Linked DNA regions of Homo sapiens: regions 2 and 3 are each linked to region 1. A link is a loop called in an ENCODE intact Hi-C map of the cell type or tissue named here. Cell type or tissue: PC-3. All regions are shown on one strand.

Evidence for each region. Peaks named below come from ENCODE experiments on the same cell type or tissue, not always from the same donor. Only the 100,000 strongest peaks of a DNase experiment are listed, where the experiment ranks them.
Region 2: a loop joins it to region 1, with 4 times the contacts of the local background. A loop is called at or near these places in 10 of 110 quality-filtered maps.
Region 3: a loop joins it to region 1, with 12 times the contacts of the local background. A loop is called at or near these places in 104 of 110 quality-filtered maps.

What each region holds. Positions count from the first base shown.
Region 1 is chr7:23,708,150-23,716,149 of GRCh38, forward strand. STK31 (serine/threonine kinase 31) reads left to right here and starts at 2,070. Exons shown (of 24, transcript NM_031414.5): 1 at 2,070-2,186; 2 at 3,950-3,996; 3 at 4,085-4,137. The coding sequence starts at 2,137. In PC-3, a CTCF peak has its summit at 4,458; DNase peaks (open chromatin) are centred at 4,412, 5,212 and 5,912; H3K4me3 peaks cover 1,138 bases; H3K27ac peaks cover 396 bases.
Region 2 is chr7:23,344,881-23,352,880 of GRCh38, forward strand. IGF2BP3 (insulin like growth factor 2 mRNA binding protein 3) reads right to left here. Exons shown (of 15, transcript NM_006547.3): 6 at 6,425-6,706; 7 at 2,720-2,854; 8 at 1,060-1,182. Among named protein-coding and RNA genes, the nearest start is that of SNORD65C, 48 kb to the right of the region's middle. In PC-3, no CTCF peak of the experiment used is centred here; DNase peaks (open chromatin) are centred at 2,951 and 4,801; H3K4me3 peaks cover 2,937 bases; H3K27ac peaks cover 6,145 bases.
Region 3 is chr7:23,566,528-23,574,527 of GRCh38, forward strand. No RefSeq gene overlaps it. Among named protein-coding and RNA genes, the nearest start is that of CCDC126, 27 kb to the right of the region's middle. In PC-3, CTCF peaks have their summits at 4,254 (motif pointing right) and 4,456; a DNase peak (open chromatin) is centred at 4,264.

The DNA.
Region 1 (8,000 bases):
TAAGACCTAAATAAATATACTGTGCTCATGGATCAGAAGACTCAATATAGCTAAGATGTCCATTCTCCTCAAATTGGTGTATACATTCAATGTGATCCCAATCAAAATCACAGCAGGCTCTGTGTGTGTGTGTGTGTGTGTGTGTGTGTGTGTAGATGCTGACAAATTGCTTCTACGATCGCATGAAATAAAACTACCGTAATTAAGACAGTGTGGTATTAGTCTAAAGAAAGCAAATAGATCAGTGTAACAGAACAGAGAATCCAGAAATAGACTTGCGTATGTATGGTTAATTGATCTCTGACAATAGTGCAAAGACAATTCAATAGACAAATGACAGTGTTTTAAACAAATGATGCTGGAAAAATTAGATATCCATATGCAATAAAATAAAATTTGATTGTTTCACATGTTATAAAAATAAACTCAAAAAGGACTATATATCAAAATGTAAAGCTTGAACATGTAAAATTTCTGGAAGAAAATATAGAAGAAAACTTTTGTGAACCAGGCTAGTCGGAGATTCCTTACATACAACACAAAAGCATGAACCATAAGACAAAACCGATAAATTAGACTTTATTGAAATTAAAAACTTTTGTTCTTTGAAGTACCCTTTTTAGAAAACAAAAAGACAGCTGTAGACTGGGAGAAAATATTTTCAAACCTGAAGGAGTTTTATCCACAGTATATAAAGAACTGTCAAAACTCAATAATAAATTCAGTTAGAAAACAGGAAAAAGCTTGGACACCTCATTTAGGAAGATCTGGATGGAAAATAAACATAAGAAAAGTTTCTCAACATTTTTAGTTAGTAGAGAAATAAATGCAAATTAAAATCACAAGGAGATACCACTTTAAACATTTATACATGAATGTTTAAACTTAAAAACACAAACCATATCAAATGATGGTGAGGATATAGAGCAACTAGAACTCTGAAACCCGCTGGTGGGAATATAAAATAGTACAACTGTGTAAAACTATGCGGCAATTTTTTAAGCACATATACAATTCTATGACTTGGCCATTCCACTCCTAGGTACTAACCCATGAGATATGAAAACATATGTCCATACAAAGACTTGCACACAATAGCAGCTTTATTTGAAACAATTCAAAACTGGAAGCAGTCCAAACACCTATTAAAAGGTAGATAAACAAATTGTGTTATATTCATGCAGTGGAATAGTAACAGCAATAAAACCCAACAAACTCTTGACACATAGGACGAAATTTATCAATCAAAATAATTATGCTATTGGAAAGAAGCTAGATTAAATGTTCATACTGTATGATTCTATTATCGTAAAATTCTAGAAAATGCAAACTAATATATGGTGACAGAAAGCAGAACGGGAGCTGGGAGGAGTCAGGTATTACAACCGGGCATGAGGAAACTTTGAGGTGATGGAAAAGTTTATCTTAATTGTGGAGGTGATTTCAACAGTGTATACATATGTTCACCCTTAACAAATTATGCACTTTTGATATCTGCAGTTTATTGTACTTTAACCTTCAAGCTGTTAAAAATTAACCGGAGATAATTTTCAATTGTTGTGTAAGGTTTGCCACAAAGTGTAATATCTGCAAAGAAGCAGACAACTAATTTTTTCTTCTTAAGATTGTGGAAAAAGTTGTAATACTACAGAGAGCTGTGGAATCTAAGGATTAGTTGACCAACGCTTGTAAAGCTACCAATCTGAAAAACACATTTTCAGTTACCAAAGTTATTTTCTCTCTTCCATCGTGTAAATAGAATGTCGGGGTTCTTCTAATTTGGGTGTTTCTAAAATTTAAATCCACGTGAACAGATTAGGAAAGACCACGAAATCCTACGTCACCTCTAAAGTCACAGCTTGAAGCCTTGCGAAAGGAACTGGCCCTAGACCCCACCCCGGCCTATAAATCACCAGGGCGCAGCCTCAGTGCCTGGGGGTCGGCAGCAGCCAGCGTCAGGCGGCTCCCGCACGCTTCTTCCTAGGCGGCAGGCCGTGGCTGCCACGTGACTCCCGCTAACACCGGATGATGGCGCAGCGCTGTGCACGCAGGCGCAGTGTGGGGCCCTTGCGGTCGAAGCTCACGCGGTAAGCCGCTGCACGTGTGCTACGGCGGGCGGAGGGCCGAAAGTCCAGTATGTGGGTCCAGGGTCACTCTTCTAGAGCTTCCGCAACGGAAAGTGTGAGGTCAGTAGTAGTTTTTGTGGTACGTGCAGTGGTGGCCGCTTCAAGGACTATTTTCGTCGCTGCTTGCGTTTTAAGTCTCCAATCCTGGGACGAGGCCCATTTCAGGGTTTTCTGTCACCTTCTAGCCGCCCGCCACCCCAGAGGGGTGCCAGATGCCCCAGTTTTTGAGTGCATGCAGGCAGGCGAAAGTGGCTCGAAAAGACCTCCGGCCTGAATGATCTCCATGAAGACGCGGTCACGCAGCCTCCACACTCTCTTCCCCTTCTCGAAAATTCTGTGCCATTTAAGTTTCAAAATCCCTTATAAAATAAGTGTCAGAGAGCTACGTGTACCCGTTTCTTCCAAATTTTCATCACGAAGTGGAGATTTGGACGTACTATTTTGTGATCTCTGTTTGCAGAAAGTGGGTACGGCATCAGTGCCTTCATAATCAGGGCAAGTCATTTTAAAATAAGATTTAAAAACTACTCTAGAAGTAGCTTCTTGGAGTGTGTGGAGAGATTTCCAAAGTAATTTTAACTTTTACTGAATTTAAGCCTTAATGCTTTCCGTGGGAATATATAGTCTCCCTAAAAGTTATTACAGCTTTTCAGTCAGTTGAATTTAAAAACTGCTTTTTGACCAGTAGAAAAGAACCCTTGCTTTGGAGACATTTTCATGCCACTTACGAAAAATTTTTTTAAAAAATTAAGTTGTGACAAAGTAATCCATTTTTAAAATTTTATTTTTCTGTGATGAGGAGTTAATGTTTTCCTTTTCATAATGAGAGAGCATTTGAAACTTTAGTATAGTGGTGTTCCTAGACAACTTTTAAAGCTCTTAAAAAATTGCGGTGGCTTAGGCCTGTAATCCCGGCACTTTGAGAGGCCGAGGTGGGCAAATCACAAGGTCAGGAGTTCAAGACCAGCCTGGCCAACATGGTGAAACCCCGTCTCTACTAAAAATACAAAAATTAGCTGGACGTGGTGTCACGCGCCGGTAATCTCAGCTACTTGGGAGGGTGAGGCAGGAGAATTGCTTGAACCCGGGGGGTGGAGGTTGCAGTGAGCTAAGATCTCCAGCCTGAGCGACAGAGCAAGACTTCGTTTGGGGGGAAAAAAAAAAAAACCCATAAAAAATCTGTGTTTTAATTTTCCTTCAACACTTATGAATGGAAAGTGCAGTATTTTAGTATATTACAGATAAAATTACATAGTGTACATTTATTTTGGAATATTTTTGCATTTGATAAAGTATAATATTATGTAATTAAAATTATTTTTGAAGTAATAGGCAAAATTTTAGGTATTTTTGCAGTCTTTAATCCCACGGAATCTTCAAAAATAGTAACCACCGTGCCTTTTACATAAAATAGACTACCAGTTTAAAGCATTTGTTCTATTACTTGTAATGTTTCTCTTTGTTTACATTGTGGAAGTCCTTTTTATGGGAGGATATTTTCTAAAAAAAGAATATGTACATTGTTTCAAAGTATTGATTTATGTAAGTGATCAAAATGTATATGAGTTCAGTATAAGTTTGTAAAAGTTTGGCTAGAGATAATTTTAAGGATAGAGATTATATATGATAAAATTGCATCTACTACAAAATACTCAAAAGAATTAGTTAGTGAAGGAAATATTGAGCTCATTTTTAATATAGAGTTTGAATTTTGATAACTGCATTTAGGACAAAACATTTGTAAGAATTGAACATGATGTAGTTTAGTCTTCATTCATTATTAATGGTGGATTATTGTAATCTAATTTAAGGTATTGTTCTAGTTTTTCAGGAATTGTTCAAATGGATGAAGATACACATTACGATAAAGGTACTGACACTAAAAATTATTTTGGGGTGTAAGAGCTAGATGATACTGATTAATTTCTAATTTTCCTTGTATTGTGATTTGATTTTAGTGGAAGATGTGGTTGGAAGTCACATAGAAGATGCAGTAACATTTTGGGCCCAGGTAAATAGCAAACTGGTTGATATCCCCCCTCACCTCCCCCAATCCAGTTCCTCCCCAACAAAAACAAAAATAAAACCCAGGAATAAATACATTTGTCATTCTCATTGCCTAATATTTATTGAATTATTTATCACCAGGCATTATTAGGAGACAAATGTTGACAGCTGTGATGTTACTTGACTCATTATGAGTCAAGTGTTATGCCCATAATACACCAAGTTTGAAAAAAGAAAATTGGCAAGATTGTGATTTCAGAATTCCACTCAATTCTAGGCTGCTTTTGCTGGATTCTGAGAGCCTGTTGTATTTGTGAAGTTATAGCCCCATCTAGGGGTCTTTTATAAGATTGTTTCTTGAAGGAGGATAAGTTAAAAATCTCGGTCGTTTTTTCTAATGGCTTAAATTTGAGATGTGGTATTTTTCTCATTATAGAATTGGAAGCATGAATGAAACATTTCTGATTTTCTGTTGGGAGGGTGTCAGTTAGGTAAGGTTACTCAGTTTTAAATACAAAGCAAGCACTGAAGGGCTGTGTTCCACAATTTAAGAAGGTAAATTCCTCTGATGCACAGAACGACCTGCTAATTTTTGGTTTTGTAAACTATACATGATACGGAAGGGAAAGAAATTACGTTTCTCTATACTCCCTACAGCATGGGAACTCCTTTTGGTGGGGGGTGAGGTGAACTCGTAATGTGGGAAATAAGGAGAATATATGAGAAGAAAGTTCTAGAAGAATATGATTAACCCAGAGTTCTTAAATATATAGTCATGCATCACTTAATGACTGGGATACATACAGAGAAATGCATCATTAGGCAACTGCGTCGCTGTATGAACATCATAGAATGTACTTAGAGAAACCTGGATGATATAGCCTACCACATACCTAGGCCATGTGGTGTACCTGTACCTCATGTTACTGTACTGAATGCTGCAGACAATTGTAACACAATATTAAGTCTTTATGTATCTAAACATGAAGGTACAGTAAAAACATATTATAAAAGATTAAAAAGTGGTACACCTGTATAGGGCACTCACCATGAATGGAGCTTGCAGGATTAGAAATTGCTTTGGGTGAGTCATTGAGTGAGTAGTGAGGAATGTGAAGTCCTGGGACATTACTGTACACTACTGTATACTTTATAAATACCATACACTTAGGCTACACTAAATTTATAAAAATATTTTTCTTCAATAAACCTTAGCTTACTGTAACTTTTAATAAACTTTTGACTCATTTGTAGTAACACAGCTTAAAACAAACATTGTAGAGCTGTGCAAAAATATTCTTTACGTCCTTATTCTAAAGCTTTCTTCTCTTTTTAAACTTTTAATTTTTTTTTACTTTAAAAACTTTTTGGTTAAAAACGAAGACAAGATCTTCAATATCACTGTCTTTCACTTCCGCTTCTTGTCCTACTAGAAGGTCTTCAGGGTCAGTAATGTGCATGGAGCTGTCATCTTCTGTAATAAAAATGCCCTTTTGGAATACCTTCAGAAGGACTTGAGGCGGCTGTACAGTTAACTTTTTTAAATAAGTAGGAGTACACTAAAATAAGAAAAATTATAGTAAAAAAAAATATATATATACACACACACCAGTGACATAGTTATTTTCATTACCAAGTATTATGTACTGTACATAATTGTATGTGCTGTGCTTTTGTGAGACTGGGGCACGGTAGGTTTACACCAGCATCACCACAAATATGTGAGTAATGCATTGTTCTATGATGTTACAATGGCTAGGACTACACTAGGCAATAGGAATTTTTCAGCTTCATTATAATCTTACGGGACTACTGTAGTGTGTGTGGTTCATTCTTTGACCACAATGTCACTATGTGGGGCATGGCTGCATGTAAAAAAAAATTGTAGAAGGGTGATGTTATAGAAAACTTGGGGCAAATTCGTGTGTCTGCTTATGCACATATATTTGGCAAATTTGTTTCTGCTTATGCATATTCTCTAAAGGTTGCTCACACGTTCTGGTTCCATGCCCATTGTCTCTGTATTAGTGACAACTGCATCACTCTCAACAGTGTCCCAGGGTGGATGATAAATTATATTTAAGCTTATTATACAGAAACATCATTTATCAGTGTAAAAAGATTTTCTAGACTAGTGCTGTCTAGTAGAAATATATGAGCCATGTAAGTAATTTTAAAACATTTTTGGCAGCCACATTGAAGAAACTAAAAATAGCAGGTGACATTTTAATAAGTACATTTTATTTAACTCAATATATCCAAAATATTGTTTCAAAATATAATTAGCATAAAAATGTGAACAGGATAGTTTATATTTCCTTTTTAATATTGTCTTTGAAATCCAGTGTGTATATTAGACTTACAGCATATCTCCTTAGACTAGCCATATTTCAAGTGGGTATTGGCTATTGTATTCACTAGTGCAGCTCTAGACTTTGATTTCAGTTTACTTTATTTGTGAATATGTTGATTGAATTTGGAGCAAATTCAAGAGTCAGCAGTTTTTTTTTTGTAAAGGATCAGATGATGAGTATTTTACCATTTTTAGGCCATACAGTTTGTTTTGCAGCTATTCAATTCTGCCAACATAGTGCAAAGCAGCCATAGACATAATGTGAATGAGTGTGTGTAGCTGTGATGCAGTAAACTTTATTTACTAAAACAGGCGGCTGTAATTTGCCAACCTCTGAGTTAAACCATGAAGTTGAGGCTCTTGTAGAAGAACGTTTAAAACAGGAAACATGCGCATGAAAAGATTAAACATTAAAACTACTAATGGTATATAAATGAATGTAGTGGTTATTTCAATAAGCAAATTGGCAAATTTGGTTGGGGTTATGGTGGGATATAGGCATAGAGAAGACTAGAGATTTGGAAATACGCGTAGGCAGATTAGGATGAAAATCTGCTCACGTGTATTCTCCATTTTTTTTTGCCCTGTGGGCTTCTGCCTTATAAACCACTTATAAGCAAACACTTCAGATTGGATGAGTGGCAGCTGAAGGAATCTGACGTATTTGACTCCACCTGTTTCTTTGAAAGAACAAGCTTCTGGTCAGGCATGGTGGCTCATGCCTGTAATCCCAACACTTTGGGAGACCTATGTGAGAGGATCGCCTGAGCCCAGGAGTTTGAGACCAGCCTTGGCAACAGTAAGACCTTGTCGCTACAAAAAAAAAAAAAAAAATTAGCCAGGCATGGTGGTGCATGCTTGTGTTCCCAGCTATGTGGGAGGCTGAGGGTGGGAAGATTGCCTGGGCCCAGGAGATTGAGACTGCAGTGAGCTGAGATTGCACCAAACAAACAAACAAACAAAGAGCTCCTATTTGTTTTAGTCTGTATAGTGAAAAAATATAGTTATATGGAATATTTTGATTCCAGGGGTTTGTTCACAAAGGCTGCTTCTCTTGTTTCTCAGGGTCAGTTTAAATTCAGTTCCTGTTCTATGCTGAGACTTTGATATTCATCATGATGTTCTTTGAACTGCTCTTTCAGAGTTTTTTTTCAGTCATCACGGATAATCATGTTCTTTCTAGCATTATTGAATATTTTGTTGGTATATTTCTTTAGAACATATATATATATTTAACATTTTATTTTGAAGAAACTTTGACTTACAGGAATGTTGCAAAATTAGTACAGAGGCTAGAATGTGGCTCTGTATACTCTTCACCCAGCTTCCTTTAATGCTAATGTGTTATATAACCACAGTACAGTGATCAAAGCCAGGGAATTAACATTAGTACAATGCTATTAACTAAACTACAGCCCTTATTTAAATTTTAGCAGTTTTTTGTCTTTTTGTGTTCCAGGATCCAATACAGAATCCCAAATTGTATTTAGTTGTGTATCCTTGGTTTCCTTTAA
Region 2 (8,000 bases), 360 kb before region 1:
CAACCTGGCCCTGCCAAGCATTTTGTATTACAGTTTTAAAAATAGCTGCTTCTAGAATAACTTTTGAGATTTTTTTCTTTTAAAACTCTCCCCTTTCTGGGGGTAAATTTAAGACAAAGTAGTATTACTTATTGAATTTACCACTTTGTGGGGTTTTTTTCCCCCTTTCTTTACAACCAAACAGAAGTTTCCTGCTTCCTTACTACCTCCTTTGAAAACTCCTTGTACACAAACACCGTGCAGTCTTTCCCCTACCACTCTTCCTCAGTTCATCAATCTTTTCCCACCTTTTTGAGTACTCTGAGTGAAACTAAGAATGGCCACCCTCAGAAAAACCTTTCCACGTAATTTCAGAGCATCCACAGATTCTAAGTGTGGTAGCCTGCCTCCAAGGTGATTCCTGTCACCCAGTTATCTGTAGTCCCACACATACATACCAAATAGGGCTGACTTGTGTAAACAACATTAGAAAAATGATAGAGTATAACTTCTGAGGCTATGTCATAAAAGACATTGCAGTTTCCATCTTGACAGCTGCCATGTCTTGAGAACACTCAAGCAGCTCTGTGGAGAAGCCCATGTGGGAGGAACTGAGGCCTTCTGCCAACAGCCAGCATCAACTTGTCAGCAGCATTGTGAGACCCCAAGCCAGAACCACCCAGCTAAGCTGCTCCTGCATTCCTAACCCACAAAAACTAGCTGAGCAATTAATGTTCACATTGTGTTAAGCTGTCAAATGTTGGGATAATGCGTTACACGACAATGGATAATAAACTGGGTTATATATTCCAACTTTGGGAATAAATGTCATAAAACATAGTTAAGACTGCTTTAGAAAACATGAATGTAAAGCATTTGGTTCCTCCTGCCAGAAGCAGATAATGCTTTCAATACGGGTCAGAAACCTAACAGGCAGCAAGCTGTATTTGAGAAACCATGTGTAAGTACGGCAGCACAGGCTAGCTGAAGCAGCTGTAAAGTGGGAAGCTAAGCCCAATACACAACATGCAGCTTACAGTGTTGGAAAGTTTTCTTATTCAAAAGCAAAGGAGCACTCACGGAGATATCGTGATTTTAGTGTCTGTGTCTTGCTCAATTTTTTTAAGATTTCTTCCTTCTTTACCAATAAGACGTCCAACAAAGTTATTATGAGCTAAAATCTTCAAGGGGATCTCTTCTGTGCTGTAAATAGAAAAGTGGCCATAAAATTAGAATAAGTAAACCTATTCGTGGGTAAAAAGACAATATTCACTCATTAAACATTTACTTCCTACCTACCATCTGGGAAGCACTGTGTTAGGTACAGCTTAAAACTTGCTGACAATTGGCCAGCATTCTAGCAATGCATGAATAGAAGGGGAGAAAAAATACAGAAGTTAACTTCTAAAATAGTTCTTATTTTATTCACTTCAGGAAATATCTTCAGTGATGGAGTCTCTTACTCAAAACCATATTCCTAAACCCCTACTACCAGAACACAACGTACAAATAAAAAACAGTACCATCCAGTACAAATATACACCTGGAGATATGTGCATAATTTATAGAAGGAAACAGAAGAAACAACAGTGGTTACACTTTGGGGGAAGGGCATAAGAACAGGAAGGGGAGCTTTCACTTTTCATTTTGTAGCTTTCTGAATTTCCCAGTCATATATATATAAAACTGTTTAAAATGTCATTGTGGTTAATAGATGGTGGGCTTTTCCTTTTTCTTTCTTTTTTTTTTTTTGAGACAGAGTCTCCCTCTGGCGCCAGGCAGGCGTGCAGTGGCGCGATCTCGGCTCACTGCAACCTCCGCCTCCCGGGTTCAAGCCATTCTCCTGCCTCAGCCTCCCAAGTGGCTGGGACTACAGGCACATGCCACCACGCTCATCTAATTCTTGTATTTTCAGTAGAGACGGGGTTTCACCATGTTGGCCAGGATGGTCTTGATCTCTTGACCTCATGATCCACCCGCCTCGGCCTCCCAAAGTGCTGGGATTACAGGCATGAGTCGCCACACCAGGCCTATTTTTCTCTATACTAAAATAATTCTTCTTTAAAATTTTTACTTTAATAATTACATTCTTATGATATGGCACCCACATATAATATTACTAAAACATATTTAAAGTTCTCTACAAATTAAGGTTGGTAATGAGGTCCCCACACTAACTCCAGTGCCTTACTCTCGATTCTACTTTCAGTGCAGCGCTGTTCTGTACGCTAAACGTGGCACAGAACCCAACCTTCACTCAAAGTTCCTGTGGAAGAAATAGAGTTCCCGCCTGCATTACCCAGATAAATCTCCAGTTTGCCTTAGAAGAGACTTAGGCACTTCCCCACCTCCACACTCCCTGCTGCTCCAAGGTGGGGCCAGGCAGTGGACAAGAACAGAGCTCCAATGAGCTCCGAGTAAAGGATGAGTCAAGATTTGGGGCTCCTGTTTTGGGTTAATCCAGGATACCTCCTGGTCCTAGGTTCCCCAAGTTGCCTTCTTCTATAGCTGCATTTCTCTTCCCCGTTATCACCACTCGCCTATGTTCAAATGTGAATGAAAATATTTAAATATTAAAAGACATACACTTCACAACCAGATCAACAGTGCCAACCACTGTAGCTCATCAGGATATCATTTCCCTCTGTTTGTTGGCAATTCCCAAGAATTGTGTCAGAGATGTCAAAAATACAAGAGCACAAATATCAACCTCTTTCACAGGACAATCTTCTTTACTCACAATTTTATATCTTGAGCTTCCTTATGCATAATCTCCAGAATAGACTTACAAGCCGCAGAGGTGCCTTCAGGAGTAGAGAGGATAGTAATCGACTTCTCAGCAGCCCCCGCATTTTCTTTACGGTGGACATCGATTCTGATAGTGGGCGCAAGCAGAGAGGAAAACGAGAGCAGTAAGCGTGTATTCACAGTGGAGTCTGTAATTACCAAATGCAAAGTCATAGGGCTTCAGGGCAAAGCAGATGACTCACTTCCCTCAAGAGCATAAACTTTCAATAAGCTGTCAACATTAATGCCTTAAGAGGCAAATTTTAATTCTAGGAACATTCCCCTTTCTCTTTCCTCAATCCAACCAAGCGGGGACATCTTTTCATTCTACCCAAGCTGTTTGTGCTTACAGCTTCCTTTCAGATGCCACAGAACAAATGTCTCATGACAAAGAGCCTGGATTCAATCTGCTCTAAAACAAATAGGAACTGGAGGGCATGCCAAGAGAGGAGTTGGAATCCCATAAGCCAAGTTGAACTGCTTATTCTGCACAGTATATCATTCTTCATTCATTGGATGAGCAGATTTCACCAATCTGCTTCCCCTTTGCAAGGTTCTTCCCACATTTTGCCTCCTTGATAGAGGAAAGTCTGCAACGAACAGTGATAGGAATGGAACCTGGACAGATGGCAATTCTACTTCAAGAAAAGCAAGTGGCCAATAAACTCAAAATGATGTTTAATTTCACTAGTAATTATATGTCTGCCAGCTAAAAGAATGTCATTTTCTTCTAGACTTGCAAAAATTGAGATAGAAAAAATTAAATATGGGCAAGATGATGGGTAACAAGGCACACTCAACACTTTTGGTAGGAGCAAACTGGTCAGCAAAATGCTGAGCACCTTGTGACTCAAGAACTGTATTTCTTGTAACATCTACTCCTGGTAACATCTACAGATATAGTCTCATACATGGGTCAAGAGTGATGTTTCTTACCCTTGGCACTACTGACTTTTTGGGCCAGATTCTTTGTTGTGGATGGGGTGTCTTGTGCATTGTAGGAAATTTACTAACTTCCCTGGCCTGTACCTACTAGATGCTAGTAGCATGCCTCTCTCTCAACTCTAACAGCTAAAAATGTCTCCAGACATTGCCAAATGTCTACGGGGGTTGGGGCAGAGAGATGATCATTTGTAGTTGAGAACCACTGGCATGGGAAAGTTCCGTTTCTAACAGATAGAAAATTAGAATTATCTAATTGCGGGAAGAGATGGTTAAATAACAGTATATTCATATCATACAGATGTTTTTGAAAATGTGGTAAAATTACAAGTACCAACACAGTAAAAAGTCCTTAAGTGAAATAATGCAATTCACATCATGACATGATTTCTTTTTTAAAGTCACACATGTTAGTAGATACAGGCAACAAATCCTATAGAGATACATCCCCAACTTACCAACAGCTACCCAGGTGAGACGAATGGTAACTTTTTAATTTACATATTTATATGTTTTGAATTAAATATAAAATAAGCCTGCCATTTTTTAATAAGTACAAGAAAGAAAATTAGCTACTCAAAAATATGTGTTTTTGGGAAAATTAAGTATTTGTTGAGTTCCTTTGGCCATTCAAACACTTAAAGGGCTAAATAACTCATGGCCATGAGAGTGACCACTTGATCATGCCAATAAAATCAAGATTTGGCTTTCATTTTCCTAAATGTTTGGTTGAAATCTGAAGATTTACCTCAAGAGTAAAAGATAAAACTAAAAATAAGGGCATGAAACAAATTAAGGGCTACCTAAAAATAACTAATAAAAAAATAGTGTCTTAGATAACAGTCCCAATCTTAGGAGTCATCTTCCCGGCTGCTGTTTCAATCCCCAGTCACTTTCAGGGATGCCTGTCTTCCAGCAACACATTAGCATCCCTCTTTGCAGTTTATTTTCACCCTTTCACTGTGCTAAGGATTACTAAGCTCCGATCCCCTGAGAGAAAGGAATGTGGCTTTGGAGATTAGAATGGCCCTCTGAGACCATTCCAGAAACGAGGTTCTGATAATGACTAATTTCAATGTCAAGAGTTAATTAAATCCACTGGCAGAGCTCTGCAAATGAATCATCGGATATAACAAAAATTGCTTCCCTTCCCCTATCCCCATCTTCCTGCCTTAAGTAAAACAAACAGTTCAATTTAAGTCACAGCTCTTTCATCTGACAGGGAAATGAGTAGCTCGAAAAGGAACAATTCTAATCTGCTACATGAGAAGGAAGGGAAGCCATATAATGAATTTCTGCAGGTAACGGTGGATCAAGGGAAGCAAGAAGCCCTTAAATTTTAAGATTAAAGCCAGGCCGACTGACTAGGTTATGGTCCAGTTGTCTTTCCCACTCCTACATGATGAGGTCAGGGCGATTAATTTTGCATTCAGGTAACCAGCACCCAACATCTCCTGCTTCAAAGCAGGGGAAGGCAGGATCAGATGCCACTGCAGGGAGCAGGTGGGTATGGACCACCACTCAGTACAGTTCTTTTTGGTTCTACATGAGAAATGGGTCAGCTAGTCCAATGCAGGCATGGTGCCTATGATGAACATGCATGTCCTCTTAGGCCTGCTGGAACAAACACATAAAGTATACACAGCAGTGCAGTTCTAACTTTTAGAGAAAGATTAAGCTTATTTCGTTGGATCACACTGAAAAAAAAGAATTCTCCTTTCTAAATTTAAAAGGAAAAATAATCTTGCCACTTCTGTAGCTGGCTCAAGGCTTGCACAATGGTATTTTTGGATACAACCTCTTCTTCCCAGCACACTCACAGGTTCTTCAGGAAATACAGTAGTAACAGGATGTGCCTCGTAGCACGTTACGGAGCTAGGTATGGGGGGAAGAGTTTGTCACCAAGCTTCTTTGGGTCAAAAAATATCCACATACTGTACAACAGTATGGTTTCTAAAGCAAAACAACATATAATGCATGAGAACTGAGAAGTATCTTAGATACACATGAAAGGCTTCAAACATAATTCACATACAGTCATTTTAGTCATTTGACAAATAAAAGATCCTTCTATGTAGCAGGGCCCTGGCCTTGGCCCTGGGGCTACAGTAGTGAATAAAACAAATAGTTCCCGCTTTCTGCTCCTGATAATTAGCTCCAACATTTGAATGGGAATATTCCAATCCCTTAAATCCCACCAATTAAAACCATCAAAAAATATCCAGAAGAAAAAGCCATTCTAATTACATGGCTTAATCAGAGGAAAAATTCGGACAAATAAGATGAGCGATTCTTTATTCGAGTAAGGCAAGACTGAAAAACCACCTCTGTATTGAGGCCACAAATAAAATGGATTGGACCCAGAAAATTACTTCCAAAAACAATGAGGGCAGGTGGGGGGTAAGGGGTGGGACAGAGGACAACCTGGAAGCTGCCTTTCTGTCTTCCAGAGCTTCCCCAACCAGAAGAGGATTAGGTATCATTTGTTTTCCATTCATGTGTGAAAATCTGACGTTCCCTTTGAGAATGAGGATTAGCTCCAGATTTATATGAAATGAACACCAAGATACTGCAAGATTTTTACACATTCCCAAGTACTGTACAAGGAGTCCTCATGGCTGTGTTCAGAAGGGCACCAAGTACCAGAACGACACACTGTTACTAAGATTCCAAGGGGAATTCTCATGAACACCCACCACACACTCAGCATACTCACTTAGACTGGGTCTGTTTGGTGATGTTCCGAATGGTGGCACCTTCTTTTCCTATGATGGCTCCAACAAATTGGGTGGGAACCAGCAGGCGCAGAGGCAAATCACATGGTTTCTGCTTGGATACGGATCCTGGAGACCCCTGCCTTGAGGAGCCCCTCTGCCCAAGCCCCCGGCGACCTCGGGGCTGCTGCAAGGGGTTTTGCTGGGCGGCCATTTCATCAGGGATATAGGCTACTTTCAAGGTGAAATTCTCTAACTGAAATCCATTCAGTTTGTCTAGTGCTCTGAAAGTTGAAAAGGGGCAGGGGTGGGAAAAGGAATCAGGCTATATGACACATCTTTTAGCAAAGCAACACCCATCTCTTCTACTCAGCATTACTAGCTCTAAACTTCTGAGTGAAGCCCCAGCACAAGCAGCAAACCCGCAACACACATAATCCTCCCCTCTCCCACCCCGCACCACCACCACCCACACACATTTTCCTTTGAGACAGGCACAGTGGGGAAAAAGACCACAAGTTTCCAAAGGGAACCTATGTGCCATCTCCTAATGAAAAATAGAAAAACAAAAAACATTTTGTCAAACTCTTGGTTAAGTTTAACCCATAAGGTTACTAACGGTTTAGGAATAGCTAAGCAGCAAGAGAGAAGCAAGTGGGCTTCTTGCCTTGGCTAATGTTTCCAAACCACAGTGGAAGAGACATCAGAAATATATACTTCCTTCACTTCAGCCTCTAAAATATGAAGTATTTAAAACCATTTTAAGAACCAGTGGACAAATATCTCTAAACCATTTACAAGAGACTATTCTGAGTATTAAATTCTACCAATCACACTCAGTACCTATTATGAGCCAGTCCCTGACTTTGTGGTTTACGATCTGATTTGGAGCAAAGAGGCAGGGGTGGTGATAAACCAAAAAAAAGAGTGTGCCCATTCTACCACACTATTTGGGGGAGAGTTTCTCTCTTTTTCATTTTTTTTTTTTTTTTTTTTTTTTTTTGGAGACAGAGTCTTGCTCTGTTACCCAGGCTGGAGCGCAATAGAGCCATCTTGGCTCACTGCAACCTCTGCCTCCGGGGTTCAAGAGATTCTTGTGCCTCAGCCTCCCAAGTAACTGGGATTATAGGCATGCACCATCATGCTTGGCTAATTTTTGTATTTTTAGTAGAGATGGGGTTTCACCATGTTGGCCAGGCTGGTTTTCAACTCCTGACCTCAAGTGATCTGCTGCATTGGCCTCCCAAAGTGCTGGGATTACAGGCATGAGCTACTGTACCCAGCCTCTTTTTCATTCTTGATCTTTATTTTAACATGCAAGGAAAAGTGCCCAAATCTTGAGCATAAATTTCAGTGAATTTTCACAAGGTGAACACACACATCCAGATCCAGAACTAGAACACACCAGGGCCCCGGAAGCCCCAACAGTACCTGCTTCCGGTAGTCACTGCCCCCCTACCCCTTGCAGACTTCTAATACCATAGATTAATTCTGCCTATTTAAAAATTTTATGTAAATATATATGAGTATACATGATATGTATTTTCTCATATCTGGAAACTTTTAATTTATTGTAAT
Region 3 (8,000 bases), 140 kb before region 1:
AGTTGTTGTAAATGTGTGGATTTATTTCTGGGTTCTCTATTCTGTTTTATTGGTCTGTGTGTTTGTTTCTATGCCAGTACCATGCTGTTTTGGTGACTATAGTTTGTAATAAATTTTGAAGTCATGTAGTGTGATGCCTGTAGCTTTGTTCTTTTTGCTCAGGATTCCTTTGGTTATTTAGGGTCTTTGTGGTTCCATATAAATTTTAGGATTGCTCTTTCTATTTTTGTGAAGAATGTCATTGGTAATTTGATAGGGATTACATTGATCTGTAAATTGCTTTGGGAAGTATTGTCATTTTAACAATATTCTAATCTATGAGCATAAAATATTTTTCTATTTTTAAATGTCCTCTTCCATTTATTTCATTAAAGTTTATTTTTATTTTTATTTTGTTGTTGTTGTTGTTGTTTTGAGACGGAGTCTTGCTCTTGTTGCCCAGGCTGGAATGCAATTGCATGATCTCGGCTTACTGCAACCTCCGCCTCCTGGGTTCAAGTGATTCTCCTGCCTCAGCCTCCCGAGTAGCTGGGATTCCAGGCACCTGCTACCACATCCGGCTAATTTTTGTATTTTTAGAGACAGGGTTTCGCCATATTGGACAGGCTGGTCTCGAACTCCTGACCTCAAGTGATCCACCCGCCTTGGCCTCCAAAAGTGCTGGATTACAGACATGAGCCACCACGCCCGGCTTAATTTTGGTTTCTATGTTGATTTTTCCGTCCGAAAAATCTATCTAGTTTTGAAAGTGGGGTGTTGAAATGTTCTACTATTCTTGTGTTGAAGTCTCTCTCTCTCTCTAGCTAGAATAATATTTGCTTTATATGTCTGGGTGCCTTAGTGTTGGATGCATATATATTTGCAACCGTTATATCCTCTTGCTGAACTGACTCCTTTATCATTATATAATGACCTTCTTTGTCTCTTTTTACAGTTTTTGACTTTGTCTATTTTATCGGATGTAAGTATAGCTACTCCTGCTCTTTTTTGGTTTTCATTTGCATGAAACATTTTTTTTCCACCCTTCTCTTTCAGTCTATGTGTGTCTTTATAGGTGAGGTGAGTTTCTTTTTTATTTTATTTATTTTATTTATTATTTATTTATTTTTTTGAGACGGAGTCTCGCTCTGTCGCCCAGGCTGGAGTGCAGTGGCACAATCTCGGCTCACTGCAAGCTCCGCCTCCTGGGTTCACCCCTTTCTCCTGCCTCAGCCTTCCAAGTAGCTGGGACTACAGGCGCCCGCCACCACGCCTGGCTAATTTTTTGTATTTTTAGTAGAGACGGGGTTTCACCGTGTTAACCAGGATGGTCTCGATCTCCTGACTTCGTGATCCGTCCACCTCGGCCTCCCAAAGTGCTGGGATTACAGGCGTGAGCCACTGCACCCGGCTGGTGAGGTGAGTTTCTTGTAGGCAGTATGTAGTTTAGTCTTTTTATTTTTATCCATTCAGCCATTCTATGTTTTTAAATTGGAGAGTTTAGTCCATTTACATCCAATGCTATTATTGATAGGTAAGGACTTCTTATTGCCGTTTTGTTACCTGTTTTCTGGTTGTTTTCTAACTCTTCTTTCTTTCTTACTGTCTTCCTTTGTGGTTATTTTCTCTGGTAGTGTGGTTCACTTTCTTGCTTTTATTTTTTGTGTGTCTATTATAGGTTTTTGTTTTGTGGTTACCATGGGGGTTACAAAAAAAATCCTATAATTATAAGAAGTCATTTAAAACTGATGACAACGTTGTAAAGAAAAGAAATAGCTAAAACAAAACTAAAAAATTCTATACTGTTACTGCATTCCTCTCACATTTTCATTTTTTTGTGGTCTCAATTTATATATTTTTTATCTTAAATTTTTTTTTTTCTGAGATAGAGTCTTGCTCTGTCGCCCAGGCTGGAGTGCAATGGGGCAATCTCAGCTCACTGCAACCTCTGCCTTCAGGTTCAAGCGATTTTCCTGCCTCAGCCTCCTGAGTAGTTGGGATTACAGGCACCTGCCACCACACCCAGCTGATTTTTTCTTTTTTTTGAGACAGAGTCTCGCTCTATCACCCAGGCTGGAGTGTAGTGGTGCAATCTCGGGTCATTACAACCTCCGCCTCCTAGGTTCAAGCGATTGTCCTGCCTCAGCCTCCCGAATAGCTGGGACTACAGGCGTGCACCACCATGCCCAGCTATTTTTTTGTATTTTCAGTAGAGACGGGTTTCTTTTTTTTTTTTTTTTGAGACAGTCTTCGCTGTGTTGCCCAGGCTGGACTGCAGTGGCACGATCTCGGCTCACTGCAAGCTCTGCCTCCCAGATTCACACCATTCTCCTGCCTCAGCCTCCCGAGTAGCTGGGACTACAGGTGCTCGCCACCATGCCTGGCTAAATTTTTGTATTTTTTGGTAGAGGCGGGGTTTCACCTTGTTAGCCAGGATGGTCTCAATCTCCTGACCTAGTGATGGGCCCGCCTGGGCCTCCCAAAGTGCTGGGATTACAGGCGTGAGCCACCGTGCCTGCTAATTTTTGTGTTTTTAGTGGAGTTGGGGTTTCACCATGTTGATCAGGCTGGTCTGGAACTCCTAACCTCAGGTGATCACCTGCCTCAGCCTCCCAAAGTGCTGGGATTACAGGCATGAGCCACCGCGCCCAGCCTTTATCTTAATTTTTAAATTTTAAAATAATTTCTCTTTCCCATTGGTCTGTGTGATGCATCACTTTATATCTTTTTATAGTGTCTTCCACTTAATAAAATGCTGTATTATTTTTCATGTATTTTTTAATCTTTATACTTAAAACATAAGTGGTTTCTACACTACAATTACAGTTTTAGAGTATTGTGAATTTGTCCATGTACTTGCTTTTACCAGTGAGTTTTATACCTTCAGATACTTTCTTGTTGCTTGTTAGCATCCTTTTCTTTCAGATTGAAGAACTTCCTTTAGGATTTCTTGTAAGACAGATCTGATGGTGATAAATTATCTCAGCTTTTGTTTGTCTGGGAAAGTATTTCTCCTTCATATGGGAAGGATAGCTTTGCTGGAAACAGTATTTTCAGTCAAAAGTTTTTTTCCTTCACTTTGAATATGTCATATCATTCCTTCCTGTCCTATAAGTGTTCCACTGAAAAGTCTGCTACTAGACATATTGGATCTCCTTTATGTGTTACTCGTTTTTTTTTTCTTGCTGCTTTTAGGATCCTTTCCTTGTCCTTGTCCTTTGAGAGTTTGAGTATTATATGCTTTGGAGAGTCTTATTTTAATTGAATCCCCATGGTGATTTTTGACCTTTTTATACCTGGATATTAATATTGCTCTCAAGATTTGCATACTTCTCTATTATTATTTATTTGAATAAATCTTCTATCCCTATCTCTTTCTCTACTTTCTCTTTTAGGTCAGTGACTCTTAGATTTGCTATTTTGAGGCTATTTTCTATATCTTTAAGTGTTTTTTCATTCTTTTTTCCTTTTTTCTCTTCTGCATATTTTCAAATAGCTTTGAGCTCACAAATTCTTTCTTTTGCTTGATCAGTTCTTCTGCTGACACACTTGACGCATTTTTAAACTTGTCAATTGCATCTTTCAGCTCCAAGTTTTCTGTGCTTAAAAATTATTTCAATCTCTGTTAACTCTGATAAATTTTAGAATTACTTCTCTGTTTTATTGAAGTTCTTTGAGCTTCCTCAAAATAGCTGTTTTGAATTCCCTGTCTGAGAGGTCATATGTCTCTATCTCTCCATGGTCAGTTATTGGTGTTGTATTTAGTCAGTTTGGTGAGGTGATATTTGTTCTTAATGTTCTGTTCTTTTTTTTTTTTTGAGATGGAGTCTCACTCTGTTGTCCAGGCTGGAGTTCAGTGGCACGATCTTGGCTCACTGCAACCTCTGCCTCCTAGGTTCAAGCAATTCTCCTGCCTCAGCCTCCTGAGTAGCTGGGATTACAGGCATGCACCACCACATCCAGCTAATTTTTGTATTTTTAGTAGAGATGGGGTTTCACCATGTTGGCCAGGATGGTCTTGAACTCCTGACTTTGTGATTTGCCCGCCTTGGCCTCCCAAAGTGCTGGGAGTGCATGAGCCACTGCGCCCGGCTTTGTTCTTAATGTTCTTAATGCTTGTGGACATTCATCGATGTCCAGGCATTGGAGAGGTGGGTATTTATTCCAGTTCTCACAGTCTGACTTAGTTTGTTCCTGTCCTTCAGAGGGCCTTCAAAAGATTCAAAAGGAACTCTTGGGTTCTTGTCTATGGTCACTGCAGCCATTTCAGCACCAGAGGGCACCCTAAGCCCAGTTATGCTGTGACTCTCTTCCAGCCTCCTAGATACCCAGCCCAGATGGACGTGGGGATGATCAGGGAGAAATCCCTGAGTTGCAAGGGAAAGTCACTCATTCATTTTCCTCTTTGTCACCCAAATGCCCAAATAGAAGGAGTCTCTCTCAGCACTGAGCTGCCTGAAGTTGGGGGAGGGGTTATATGGGCACCTCTGTGGCCATCACAGCTGGTATTATGCTAGGTTACACCCCAAGAACATAGCTTCCTGACCAGTGCAGCACTAGGGGTCACACAAAGACCGAGGTCACTATGGCCTGGCTGCCACTAACACTTATTCAGGCTTTACCACCCTTTCCTTCCCCACCCACCCCTCCAGCACACAGATTCTTCCTACAAGCTGCTTTAGTTGCTTGGGGTTAAGGGAGGAGTTGTGTCGGCAATGTGAGACTGTCCCTTCTACCCTTTTTAATGTGTCTTTTCTTCTTATTATGCTAAAACCAGGTACTGTGATTGCTCCTCTGATTTTGTAATTCTTGTGAAGGTGCTTTCTTACGTGGAGATTTGTCCAATTGGAGGTTCCTGTGCAGGGACGATTGCTGGAGGGTTCTTTTCAGCCATCTTGCTCCACCTCCCTTGAGACAGTTCCTATTAGTTTGCTGAAGTCTGTGCTCTGGCAAGCAAATATACTACTTGGATGAAGGAGGCAGAAATATAGATCAGATGCTAGTACAAATGAGTGGTTACTGGTTAGATAACTTTGCTTATAAAGTGTTTAGCCAATGGATCAATATCAAACTAGACAAATGAAAAATTCAAATTGTGAAAGAGTAGGTTGAGAACAATACCATTTTGGTTTTGAAAATGATATATTTGAATTCAAAATATAAGCCTAGGCAGCGTAGTGAGACCCTGTCTCTATAAAAAATGAAAATAATAGCTGGAGATGGTGGTGTGTACCTGCTAGGGAGGCTGAGGTGGGAGGATCACTTGAGCCCAGGAGTTTGAGGTTACAGTGAACTATGATCACACTGTTGCACTCCAGCCTGAGTGACAGAGTGAGACCCTGTCTCTGACAAAACAAACAAACAAAAAACAAAAAACAAAAGAGAACAAGGAAATATTTATGTATTATCAGCAGTGTAAGGTAGCACAGCTGTCCAACAGAGCAATACTCAGTGATGTTAAGAATATGTGTACTCTGTGACTCTCTACAACAATTTGACTCCTGAGAATATATCCTAGAGGAACCCTTCATTGACAATCAGGGAGACAGAAATAAGGATGTTCATCATATTTTTGTTTGTAGCAAACAAGAAGCAACATAAAAGCAGTACCTTAGACCTGGACAAGAGGGGCCTCTGCTCTAGATCTGCACTTCAGAATTCTTCGTGTATCACAATGACATAAAAAGTACACATGGGCACCCTGGCCACTGACTTCATATTTAGGGCTGGCACAGCCTGACCTGTGACCCTGCATATTCTTTGTTGTGACTGATGTTATTCAGGCTCCAGGGCAATGCATCCATATATCTTGCTCTACGTCCTTAAAAAAGGGGGCTGAATTAGAATGTTGCAAAGGTCTTTAGATTGTACTGTTGCCAGCCTTGGAGATGGGCACTGCTTCGGAGCATAGAAAACACTTGAGTGGCAAAAAAAACTCAGGTAAGGGATAAAATAAATTAATTACAGAACTTGACAAATCCTTCCTCTCAGATGCTACAAATACATTAGAATCTCACATAATGAAGCATCGTTTCTCAGTAGTGCTGGGGATCCATTTCTTTGCTTCTCTCGATGTTCCAATTCAGGTTACTCACAAATTAACACTGTGTTTGCAACACACAAACCTAGCAGCTGAGGTGCATTTGCAATAATGAGCAATTCATATTACTAAATATATATATATGTGGTTTAGACAAAGGGGCTTAAAATGAATAACTGATTATTTACATTGGCAACTAAATGGACACAGTGCTAGAATTGTAAATAGTTTTATTTTTGTAAAAATATATTAAGCTTGTAATCCCAGCACTTTGGGAGTCTGAGACAGGAAGATCACTTGAGCCCAGGAATTTGGGACCAGCCCAGGCAACATAGTGAGACCCCATCCACACACACACAATTAGGAGAATTGTTTAAGCCTGGGAGGTCAAGGCTACAGTGAGCCAATATTACACCACTGCACTCCAGCCTGGATGACAGAGCAAGACCCTGTCTCAAGGAAAAAAAAAAATATATATATATATATATATAAAAATACATATGAAATATGTATTATATATGTACATGAAAGTTTAGTCAAATTTTCAAAAAACTAAATTTACTTATTTATTTATTTATTGAGACTGAGTCTCGCTCTGTCACCCAAGCTGGAGTACAGTGGCGTGATCTTGGCTCACTGCAACCTCCGCCTACCGGGTTCAAGCAATTCTCATGCCTCAGCCTCCCAAGTAGCTGGGATTACAGGCACGTGCCACCACGCCCGGCTAATTTTTGTATTTTTAGTAGAGACGGAGTTTCACCATGTTGGCCAGGTTGCTGTCTAACTCCTGACCTCAAGTGATCTGCCCACCTTGGCTCCCAAAGTGCTAGGATTACAGGCGTGAGCCACTGCACCCGGCCAGAAAACTAGATTTAAAATTCCACTTCATTTCAACTATTTTGACCAAATATTTGTTTTTTTGTTTGTTTGTTTGTTTGTTTGTTTAGTGAGATGAATGATTGCCTTTATTTATTTTGAGATAGCTTTTTGCTCTGTTGCCCAGGCTGGAGTGCAGAGGCTTGATTATACCTCACCGCAGCTGCAACCTCTCAGGCTCAAATGATCCTTCTGCCTCAGCCCCCCAAGTAGCTGGGACCACAGGTGCATTCTGCTACACCTGGCAAATTCTTTATTTTTTGTAGAGCTGGGATTTTCCTATGTTTCCCAGGCTGATGTCAAACTTCTGGGCTCAAGCAATCCTTCTGCCTTGAACTCTCAAAATGCCAGATAGTAAGTGGGAGCCGCCATGCCTGCCCAATATTATTTTAACCGCACAATGATTACAGAAAACAGTGTGACCTTTCTAGGTTTAGAATAAATTATTTTGAAAATAGAAGCTAAACATTTAAGACAGATAAATAGCAATCACGGTCCAGGATAAAAATTCAAAATAATACAAAATAATAATTATTTTGAATGGCTAAACATTTAAAACAGATAAATAACAATCACTGTCCAGGATGAAAATTCAAAATAATTCAAAATAATAATAATGGTTAATAAAGTGAGAAAAGAAATCATACACAAAATAGAAATCGAAATATTTACATTATTCACTTCAACTAGATTGCAGAAAGTCATGTTGAATAATTATATATACACACATATTTGAACTACCAAAAAACCCACAAAGAAGTAGAAAATTAAGGAATGCTTCACTGATTTTATACCTGCTATAAAAAAAAAGTTCAGGCTTTTGGCTTAAGTCACAAAGTGAGAAAACATTTCTCAGTTTTAAGCATTGATTCAAAAGATTGCCCAAAGCAAGCCAGCGAAGAAGTCTGGATGGCCCTGGAAGCACATTTCTTTCCCTCCTTTGGTAGCTTAGCAGGGAGCTGGCTCATCAGGACTGAGCCTGTCTGCAGAGGGACAGCTAGGCCACTGGCTGATGCTAATGTTCCCAGGAGGTAGAGATTCTTCAGGGCTGTTCCCAAGACCCTTGATGTGTCACTCTACACTTGGTGTTCTTCCTGGACCTGAG